Regions from separate parts of the Homo sapiens genome. Here region 1 is linked to region 2. The links are chromatin loops, found by intact Hi-C in ENCODE. Cell type or tissue: gastrocnemius medialis. All regions are shown on one strand. Links, peaks and the distances in the headings refer to the core of each region. The heading gives the core; the rest is flanking DNA. Region 1 overlaps PRKAG2 (protein kinase AMP-activated non-catalytic subunit gamma 2). Region 2 has its middle 20 kb from the start of CRYGN.

Region 1 (5,373 bases), core at 254-5,253, 250 kb after region 2:
GCCTTCCAGTTCCGAGAACTGGAGCAAGTAGAGTGAATGTCAAACTGCCAAGGGCACGATTTTGCCTCTAAGCATCCGTCCATGTACTACTCACCTCTGCTCATCTCTCCAGGGACCCAGCCTCTATGCTGGGCTCCCTAACCTGCCTGCCCAGGGAGAAAAGGGAACACCTGGCAGAAGACACCTCTGCCAGCCCTTCAGCCTCTCACATTGCCTGCTGCTCAAATAGCTCATCTTTCTTCAAGGCCATGATGGCTTCTCTGACTCACTCATCAGCGCGCGCGAAGCAAAGAAGGAAAGAGGAAAAGCGCACCTTCTCCGTCACAGTGAATGGCACCCTGCAAAGGACTGCGGGTGCTCTAAGAAAGGAAATCTGTTTTCAGAGCTCCTGCAGCTGCTTTTCAATGTGTCTTCAGTTTATTTTACCAATGAGCAAATAAACTGGTGTTTCCCCTGCAGTGTCTTCTGCCCAGATAGCAGCGATTCTGCTCTCCGCTGTGGCCGGAGCACTGGATGGCTCCGTCAAGCCCTCAGTTGTCTTACTGATGAGAACAACTCAAGGAACTTCTCCCACATCATCTGGCCACTTGGGCTTTAAAAAATGTTTTATGGAGCATAATATAGAAAAGTGCACACATTGAGAGTGTACAGCTTGACAAATTTGCACAAAGTTCATGCATCCATGTAACCAGCACCCAGAGAAGGAAAGGAATGTTACTACCCACATGGCAGCCCCCTTCAATCTCCCTGCCAGGCACCACCTGCCTCCTCAGATAATCATCATCATTCTTTTTCTATTTAAAAAAATTTTTTTGGCTGGGCGCGGTGGCTTATGCCTGTAATCCCAGCACTTTGGGAGGCTGAGGTGAGTGGATCACAAGGTCAGGAGTTTGAGACCAGCCTAACCAACATGGTGAAACCCTGTCTTTACTGGAAAACACACACACACACACACACACACACACACACACACACACACACACACACACACACACACACACAAATTAGCTAGGCATGGTGGCAGGTGCCTGTAATCCCAGCTACTCAGGCGGCTGAGGCAGGAGAATCACTTGAACCTGGGGGGCGGAGGTTGCAGTGAGCCGAGATTGCGCCATTGCACTCCAGCCTGGATGACAGACCGAGACTCTGTCTCAAAAAAAAAAATGTGGGTACATAGTAGGTGTATATATTTATGGGGTACCTGAGCTGTTTTGAAAGAGGCATGCAATGTGAAATAAGCTGGTCACGGGGAATGGGATATCCATCCTCTCAAGCATTTATCCTTTGAGTTACAAACAATCCAATTACACTTTTTAAGTTATTTTAAAATATACAATTAAGTTATTATTCACTACAGTCACCCTACTGTGCTATCAAATAGTAGGTCTTATTCTTTCTAACTAATCTTCATGATTCTAGCATCATATGTTTTGCCTGGCTGTGTATTTTGTGACCCAGAGCTGCACATTTTGTATTCTTTTGCTTCAGGCTTCTCTTGCTCAGTGTTGGTTGTGAGATGCAGCCACACTGCTGCATGTGGCTATAGACTGTTTCTCCACATTGCTGTAGGAGGTTCCATTATGCAAATCTACCATCATGTGTTTACCATTTCGACTGCTGATGGGCATCTGGGCGGCGTCTACTCTGGGGCTATTATAAATGATGCTGTATGAACATTCTATACATATGTTCCCCAGAATTGCTGCTTGCTTTTAGTTAATGTATTTATTCAGCACAGAAGACATTATAGAGAGATGAGGAAAGGGGAGGGGCCCAAGTCTGAGCATTTGTGGAACACCTACAATGTGCTGGGCCTGCGTATCTACTGCAATCCACGCGGCACCTACCGGGTGGGGATTTACAACTCTCTGCCTCCCGGGGCGCCACGGCTTGGAGAAAGAGAGTGAGTATTGCCAAGGGAGGCACAGGGAGAGCGAGGCTGCTCAGCGGTGCGGCAGGTTTTGAACCCAAGTGTAACCACTACAAAGCCTATGATTTAGTGGACAGACCACGTCCCCAAAATGTTAGCGCTTAAAAGTCCTGCCCCTGCTAGCCTCAGCAACGGGAATAAAACAGCCATGAACGAAATGAGGTTTCTTTGGTGTGTCAGATACTATCTTCTATAGGAGACACCACTGAAATTACCAGCCAAATGCTGAACACATTTTTGACGATTAGCAAGTTAATGAGAATTTTTCAACCTTCTGATAAAACGTAAATGCAATTGAGTTATACTTCCAGCTGCTCTGAACAGAGGCCTGGTGTCTGAAACGTACAGGATAAAATGTTCAGGTTATCAAGCTGCTCTGGAAACCCCTCTGGTCTCAGAGTTGGCTGAGAATATCAGGCTCCCTTTTCATTCCTACTGATAAGCCCACTTCCTCTCGAGCAACACCAAGGAAACAAGGGATTATGGTGTTTTTTCTCTTTTCTCAATCGGGTTGTAAAACACACACACAGATGTACATGGATTGGAAATTAATCCAGCCGGGAAAGTTGGCTGGCAAGCACTCGGTCCCAAGCAGGATCACCCCGGTATGCCGAACACGCAGCCGGCATCTGGCTGCAAGCATCTGTCTATCACACACAGCTGGGCGAGGGGACAGCCGACTGTCTGTGACAGACACTCCTTAGGGAGACAGATAGGGGGAGGGCTACGTCTTTTCAGAGAGAAAGAGACGTGAGAGGTAAGCACAGTTTTCCCAAAGGCCCATAAAGAAAGCAATTCTATTTGTCCAGGATCAGCTCACTAAGGTCCTCCTAGAGCAGGGTGTTCGATTGGAGGGTGCTCTGCTCTTCAAATTAATTTCAGTCTCCCTGCTTAACTCTCCAGGCTCTGGGGTCCCCTCCTAGAGCAAGAGTGTTGACTCCTCCTTACACTGCCCTCTGCAGGTTGGTGGCACTTCCTTGTAGAAATCTCATAAGTGGCCCTTCTTAGCCGATCTCATCTCACCCGCTGCGTTTTATTTGACATTCCTACACATGTTTTATGATTTCACATCCCCCCGCCCCCCATCTGTGCACCTGCAACTCCCAAGTTCACTGTTGTTGAGGGTAGAACTTCAAGCCAGGAGCCTGGGTCTCTTGAGTCTTGCTCATCAGGGTTAAGATGAAACGACAGGTATGTGAAACCATGTTGTACCCTGCAAAGCATGTTGAAAATGCTTCCCGGAGTAAAAGGTTAGGTAACACAACTTCAGTGTGACTCAGCACAGCAGATATGCAGCACAGAGAAGACCCTGGGACATGCCCAAGGCCACACAGCTGGCTGGTGTCAGTCAGAGCTCCAGCCAAGCCTTGAAGTCTGGCTCTGGAGACCAAGCTCCTGACTGCTGTCTCCTCCTGCCTCTTTGCCCTGTAGCACCAAAGGAGAAATTAATCTTTCCTCCTAGGTGGTAATGACTAGTTGCAATCAAGGCTGCAGAGAGACCCACTCATAGCCCAGGACTGGGAGGTCAGGCTCCTGCCTCGCCCTGCCTTTAACAAGTCAAATTCTCCAAGACATCCAACTCATCTCCCAGACTGTGAAACTAGGGTCCCAAAAGGGTCAGGACTATCTCCCCACCTGGGACAGTGCCTTGCTGTAAAGATTAAGTCCCAGGAAGACACCGAGATCTCCCACCACGAGGCTTCTTGCAGAAAGCCAGAGTACGAGCAACCAGCACCCTGACCTGCCTCCTGCTTTGAGCAGGTGTGCACTGGAAATGCAAATGATGGTTTTTATAGAATTTCAAGCTGAAATCTTCTGACTTTCTTCCAAGGAATGTATTCAAAGGAAAGATGCAAACCCATTTTGGCTGTCTCCCAGACTAGGCGTTAGCTGTGGCAGTAACAGCAGCTTCAGCAAACGCTCAACACAGCCTGAGTCTAGAATACGTTCCGGCAATGGCTTCTGCTTCTCCAACCTGAGCCGGAGGCCACGGTGGTTCCCCATGCATCTCAGCCCAATTGGAGCCACCTGGCCTGGCCAGGGACTAGATGGAGTAGGGCACTCAAATACACCCTCCAGAGGCGTCTACCATGAGGGAAGAGGGTGCCTCTGGCCCAACCCAACGTCAGCCTCAAATGTTCGGACCTGCCTGCAGTCATGCAGAGGAGGCCTTCCCCCTCGGCTGCGTCCTGGGTGCCCCAGCCTTACTGAGCTCAGCCCTGTCTCAGTTTCAGAAGGAAATGCTCACAGGGGACCACAAGTCCCCAGGACATTTAACACCTGGTCAGAGGACAAGTCCAAGCACCTGGATAGCAACTGGACCATGTCATGAAACCCAGTCCTCCTCCCTCCGACGCTGCCCAAACTTGAGCTGCCGTTGTCCAGGCTAGACGGCATCCTGGCAGCAGGAGAATGAACAGCAGTGTCCCATTCATTCAACAGGTGAGCAGGGGACCTCAATAAGGCAAGTCCCTGATAAGGCAGTCCCCAGAATGGAGTGTGGAGCAGGGTAGCTGAGGTGTGGCTGCAAATTCCTAGCAGGTCCCTCCTACTAAACGGTGGTCGGAGAAGCTGCTATATAATGACCGTTTAGTGACATTCCTAGAAATGTTTCTTCCCGCCCTTGAGCCTGCATTTCAGCTTCCAGAGCTCCCCAAACCTCGGGAGGGTCACACTGTTGGCTCTGGGGGAGAGGAATGGGAATTTGAAGGCCAGAGGCTCTCTGGCTCGCACCCATCACCCGCTCTCCTCTCTGGTGGGGTGCTCCCGAAGGTGACTCAGTTCTCCAAGCCAAATGCAGCCATCTGATGTCACCACCTCATCTCCAGAAGGAGTCCTGAGGGAGAACTGGGTCCTCACCACTGCTGCAGTGGCAAACAAAGGACACAAAAATAATTGAGTGGCTGGTCAAGAACCAAGTTAAACCGGCCAGCCAGGGAGCTGGGCCTACGTCAGTAGGGGGCTCAGAATAGCCACAGAGCCCGTGATGTGCCCAACTCACCCCGGGGCCACCGGGGCCAAAGAAAGCCCAGGCATGAGCCAGCACCGGCCCCAAGGCAGGAAAGCCCAATAGCGAACATGGTGGACATCTACCCAGAGAACTCTCGGCCCAACCCAGACGGGGCAGGGGAGGACGCACAGAGAAAACATGCTGACTGTCCACCTGCAAAGGCCCCCGGACATGACCACTGGGTGTGAACTGGCCCCCGCTGTCCACAAGGGGGGCGCTGTCCCCGTTGAAAGCTGGGGAAATGGAAGTAGGAAGAGATGAAGGGGCTTGCCCAGCAACATTTGGCTGACCTGGACCTGAACCCAGGGTTGTCAGGCTCCAAACCTCCAATTGCTTCTTACCCTAAACTCTCCATGCAGCCAGCTACTGTGAGGTATTGTGAAAGGAAAGTCGGATGAATCTTATTATTTCTTTTTTGGCTTACTAGACTCTG
Region 2 (5,373 bases), core at 99-5,098:
GTCTTCCTGTCTTCTTCTGAGCATCTTCAAACTCTTCTACCTCTTCCCATTACTTAGCTCCAAAGCCACTTCCACACCTTCAGGTATCTATCTTTATAGCAACACCCTACTCCTCAGTACCAATTTTGTGTATTAGTCAATTTGCGTTGCTGTAAAGGAATACCTGAGCCTGGGTAATTTACAAAGAAAAGAGGTTTATTTGGCTCACAGTTCGGAAGGCTGTACACGAAGCATAGTGTTGGCATTTGCTTCTGGTGAGGGCTTCAGGAAGCTTCCAATCATGGCAGAAGGTGAAGGGGAGCCAGCATATGTGGCGAGAGGGAGCAAGAGAGGTGGAATTGGGAGGGGAACCCCGACTCTTTTTAATAACCAGGTCTTGCATGAACTCAGAGCGAGAACTCACTCATTAACATGAGAACAGCATCAAACCATTCACAAGGAATCCACCTCCATGACCCAAACACTTCCTACCAGGCCCCACCTCTAACCTTGGGGATCACATTTCAGCATGTGATTCGGAGGGAACACACATCCAAACTATATCACTGGCGACTCTTGGCAGATCACAACTTTGAGCATCACTTTTCTCCTTTGTAGACATGAAAGTTCTGGCTAGCTGTCATTTGGGCTCCTTATCCTTTCTTGCCCCAGTTTGCCAGGGGCTCTCTTGGTCTTAAAATTGCAAGCCACAGCTGGGCGTGGTGGCTCACGCCTGTAATCCCAGCACCTTGGGAAGCCAAAGTCGGGGGATCACCTGAGGTCAGGAGTTCAAGACCAGCCTGGCCAACATGGTGAAACCCCGTCTCTACTAAAAATACAAAAAAATTAGCTGGGCGTGGTGGTGGGCACCTGTAATCCCAGCTACTCAGGAGGCTGAGGCAGGAGAATCGCTTGAACCCAGGAGGCAGAGGTTGCAGTGAGCTGAGATTACGCCATTGCACTCCAGCCCAGGCGACAAGAGCGAAACTCTGTCTCTCTCACACACACACAAAAACAAGAAACAACTGCAAGCCACACATTGAAGGAGCCCTCTGTTTTTGTTTGCCTCCTGGGGCTGCCATAACAAAGTAACCCAGACTGGGTGGCTTACAACAATAGCAACGTATTCTCTTGTTCTGGGGGCCGGAAGTCTGAAACCAAGGTGTTGGGGGGTTGGTTTCTTCTTGGAGGCTCAGAGGGGAATCTGCTCCAGGCCTCTCCTGGCTCCTGGAAGTGCTGGCAGTCCTTGGTATACCAGTCTCTGCCTCTCTGTGTCTACATTTTTTTTTCCTTTTTTTTTTTTGAGACAGAGTCTCACTCTGTTGCCTGGGCTGGAGTGCAGTGGTGCCATCTCGGCTCACTGCAAGCTCCACCTCCCGGGTTCACACCATTCTCCTGCCTCAGCCTCCCGAGTAGCTGGGACTACAGGCACCCGCCACCACGCCCGGCTAATTTTTTTGTATTTTTAGTAGAGACGGGGTTTCACCGTGTTAGCAAGGATGGTCTCGATCTCCTGACCTCATGATCCGCCCGCCTCGGCCTCCCAAAGTGCTGGGATTACAGGCGTGAGCCACCGTGCCCGGCCCCAAATTTATTTTTCTTATAAGGCAGGGATCCCAACCCCCAGGCCATGGACTGGTCTGGTCTGTGGCTTGTTAGGAACTGGGCCATACAGCAGGAGGTGAGCAGGGGGCGAGCAAGCATTACCAGCTGAGCTCTGCCTCCTGTCAGAGCAGCGGTGGCTTCAGATTCTCATGGGAGTACGAACCCTATTATGAACTGTGCGTGCGAGGGACCTAGGTTGCATGCTCCTGATGAGACTCTAACTAATGCCTCATGATCTAAGATGGAACAGTTTCATCCTGAAACCATCCCCTCAACTCCAGTCCGTGGAAAAATTGTCTTCCATGAAACTGGTCCCTGGTGCCAAAAAGGTTGGGGACCACTGTTCTAAGGACACCAGCCATTGGTTTAGGGTCTGCTCTAATCCAGTATGTGCTCACTTTAACTTTGTTCGTTGGTAATGACCCTATTTCCAAATAGAGTCACATTCACAGGTACTGGGAATGAAGACTTCAACATGCCTTTTGCCGGGAGGCAACTCAACCCACAGCCCCCCTCAGTCCAAGTCCCCAGGGGGTGGTGAGTGGCCTGGCCACCTCTGCGGTCCCACAGTCCTGTCACTCCGGCCCGTGCTCCCTCCTAATCTGGACAATAAGAGCCCTGTGCCATTATTGTCCAAGCCAGTGCTTCTCAAAATGCAGCCCCTGAGCTCGCAGCAGCAGCAGCAGCAGCGTCCCTGGAACTTGGAAGACATGCAGATGTCCTGCACCTGACGGGGCCTCTGCAATCAGGGACTGTGCGGGGGAAGCCAGCCTGTGTCAGCGAGCCATCCAGGTCACTCTGATACAAGCCAATATGTGGTAACTGCCGAGCCAGGCGGCTGCGCTGGCTTAGAGCTGTTACTGTCATTCTACAACTTTACAACAATGCCCCAGACACAGAAAAGGTTGCGCCTTGGAACGATTTCTGTTATGGGATAATAAAAATCCCGACGTCAGAGCTAAGGAATGTGACCTTCCGCTGCTCCAGTTGTAACTCCCTGCTGTCCTCCTGCTTGAGCCTTTTAGGGTAAAGTTCAGCACATATCACCCTCGTCAACCGCGCCCCGTAAGGCAGCCACAGAGTCCTGTGCTGATGTACTTGAATTCCTTGCTGATCTGATGATGATGGGAGCAGGAGGGGAGTGGAGGGATATACAGAACGCCAGGCGGCAGCCACGCGGTGCAGGCAGAGGCTCTCTCCTCGCAGGAGCCTGCCAGCTGGCTGTTGTGTTCTTGTAGGGAATAAATCAGGAGGCACAGCTCTGCCCGGGGCTTTCTTGGGCAGTAGGAGGAACTGGGTGAAAGGTCTTGGCTGCTGAGGCCACAATATTTCCCGAATCCTGTGCTATTTCTTGTGAAACTACGAATCCAAGACTGTTTCCTAGATTGTGGCAGATGTGGGACCCGGGGGGACCTTCAGAGTCATCTCCCAGGCGACTCTCTCCTTTGCAGATGAGGAGCTGAGGTCCCACCGCTCAGAAGCTGACTGGGCAGGTCAGCAGCCTCCCTGGCCAGGACACAATCTGCTGCGCTGCCACAGGGTCTGGCTGGGCAGGTGTGGGACTGAGCTCTGGGGACCAATAGTGACACCGCACAGGCAACCTTCAGCATGCTGGACATGAGAACGAGGGCGGGCCTGCAATCCTCGGATCACTGTGTTGGTAGTTCTTAGTAGATCATACTGTTCTTGATGCCTTGGGCCAGACTGGAATGAAATATTTTTTCTCGGATTTGGTAAACTCGTTTGCTGGGGTAAGTCGTGGTGTTCCGTATTGCTTTGGATGTGTAGCCCAGGAATAAGATGGCAGCACTGCAGGATTCCGGAGCCACCCACAGCACCGACTGCTGCTGGAGATACACAATCATGGGCACTCGTGAAGCTGCAGAAACTCACGGGGACCCTGACACCAGGTGAGAGCTCCAGCTGGCAGTCTGAGGTTAGCACACCCGTCCTCAGGACTGTGGCTTGGTGCTTCTATAGCACTTTGGAAACATCCAGGGTTTTCATACTTTTGGCTGTGACAACGATCCCTGGTGAAGGGAAGTTTTAAAATAAAAGAAGATCACAAAATATAAAGGAGTTGCCCAAAGGTTTTTATTAGCTGTAGAGGGGGCCAGGACCGGAATGTTCCAAGTCTTTGTCCCTGACTGGGGATGAAGCTCTGACTGGGGTTCCCTGTGGACAGGCTCATGGGCTATGTCCCAATGTGGTGTGGTGGAAACACAGACTAAGTGGGGGATCAAGTAGCTGCCCCTTGACCTCTCTGGACCTCGGGTTCCATGATCTGAAAACAAGGATGTTAAATTAGATCTGATTCTTTCCAGTTCTAACCCCACAGCAGCTCTCACCTGGCCATTCTGTTGCCCTCTAGGAAGTCATTGAGGTAGGGAGGATGGGCAACACAAAAATTGTTTTTTTTCTTTATATAAAACATCCCCTTCTTGGGGGAGGGTAACGAGGTGGAATGGTTCTGGAATCTCCCAAGGAATGCTTTGAAGGCATCCTGGTTCAAGGATTGCTAGGCAGTGTGGGCAACCGGAGTAACCACAGCATCCAGAGGCTTCTGCGAGCACACACACCTCCTGGAACCTCAGGCTCTGCTGAGGAGGCTCTGGCACAGGGGCAAGGCAGCAGTGTGCACACCTCTTAGACTGGGGCAGCAGCCTGCAGGCACTACAGATATTCCCCTGAGAGCCCAGACCTCTACAAGCATTGCTATGAGGCAGCAGCACATTCTGGGGCATCTGAGTGACTTTCAGACCTCTGGGTACAGCTGCAATCTCAGTCTGTTTGTATTAACAATGGCAGAGGGCACTGAGCAGGAGCAGCCCTTCTTTGTTGGGAGCTGGTGTCAGGTGGACTCAATAACGACAGGTCAAATGGCAGCACAATGCACTGTATACATGGTGGGGAATTTTAATCACACAGCAACAGGTGCAGGCTAAATTCAAAAGAACCTGTCCAGAAGGTGGTGCCCTACAAAGGCGCCTCTGCTCATTCATTCAGCAGCCACACCATCAGGAACTGTGCAGTAAGGACCCCAGGAACCTAATGAGAACACTGGCAAAAACTGTCCAAAAAAATAAACGTTTCCAGAGCTCCGGAAATTAACCAAAGGCTCATAACAATCCAGGGAGTGTTGAAGGAAATTGGCTGAACCTCAGAGCAGTGAGCATTGTGGCATTTTTACTGGCCCTATTCACAGCCCTCCAAACCTCTGCCCCTGAGCTCCCTGGTAGCCTTGAAAGCAACAGCAGCAATCCCCATAAAACTCAGCAGCTTAGCAGCCACAGGAAGGGTCAAGTTGGGGTTGGAGCTCAGTGACCTCATTTGCCTGGTCTGGTGGTTCCACCTGCAAGCTAGCCTGTGACCTGACTCTGAGCTAGGCTCACCCAGCACTTTCTCCCTGGGGACGTTTATCAAAACAATCAGCAGCAATTTAGTTGACACTGGGGCAAACAACAAGCTAACAGAAACTGGAAAATGAGATGCCCACAGGGGGCCTGGGAAGCCATTATGTTTCTGGGGTTACACAAGAGCCTGCAGGCTCCAGGCTGAGTGCTGCTCATGAAATACCTGAATAAGTTGGGTAAGTAGAAGTGCTGACAGCAAAACTCTCCCCCCAACTTTTATACCCAACAAGACTATCCTTGAAAAATAAAGAAGACATTCCCAGATAAACAAAACCCATGATAACCCATTGCTGGCAGACCTGCTCTAGAAGATATACCAAAGGAGCCCTTCAGGCTGAAAGAAAAGGACACTAGACAGTAACTTGAATCCTAATGA

Evidence for each region. Hi-C counts contacts between places; a loop is a spot of excess contacts. Peaks named below come from ENCODE experiments on the same cell type or tissue, not always from the same donor. Only the 100,000 strongest peaks of a DNase experiment are listed, where the experiment ranks them.
Region 1: a loop joins it to region 2, with 3 times the contacts of the local background. A loop is called at or near these places in 3 of 110 quality-filtered maps.

What each region holds. Positions count from the first base shown.
Region 1 is chr7:151,702,909-151,708,281 of GRCh38, forward strand. All of the region lies in intron 3 of PRKAG2 (protein kinase AMP-activated non-catalytic subunit gamma 2), which reads right to left. Among named protein-coding and RNA genes, the nearest start is that of PRKAG2-AS2, 100 kb to the right of the region's middle. RefSeq lists a silencer at 1,664-1,855. In gastrocnemius medialis, for the core only: CTCF peaks have their summits at 2,891 (motif pointing left), 3,092 and 5,108; a DNase peak (open chromatin) is centred at 3,253; H3K27ac peaks cover 2,247 bases.
Region 2 is chr7:151,457,520-151,462,892 of GRCh38, forward strand. No RefSeq gene overlaps it. Among named protein-coding and RNA genes, the nearest start is that of CRYGN, 20 kb to the left of the region's middle. RefSeq lists enhancers at 1-304, 1,029-1,697, 3,035-3,702, 4,803-5,354. In gastrocnemius medialis, for the core only: CTCF peaks have their summits at 2,734 and 2,934; DNase peaks (open chromatin) are centred at 2,362, 2,692, 3,172 and 3,780; H3K4me3 peaks cover 1,294 bases; H3K27ac peaks cover 2,742 bases.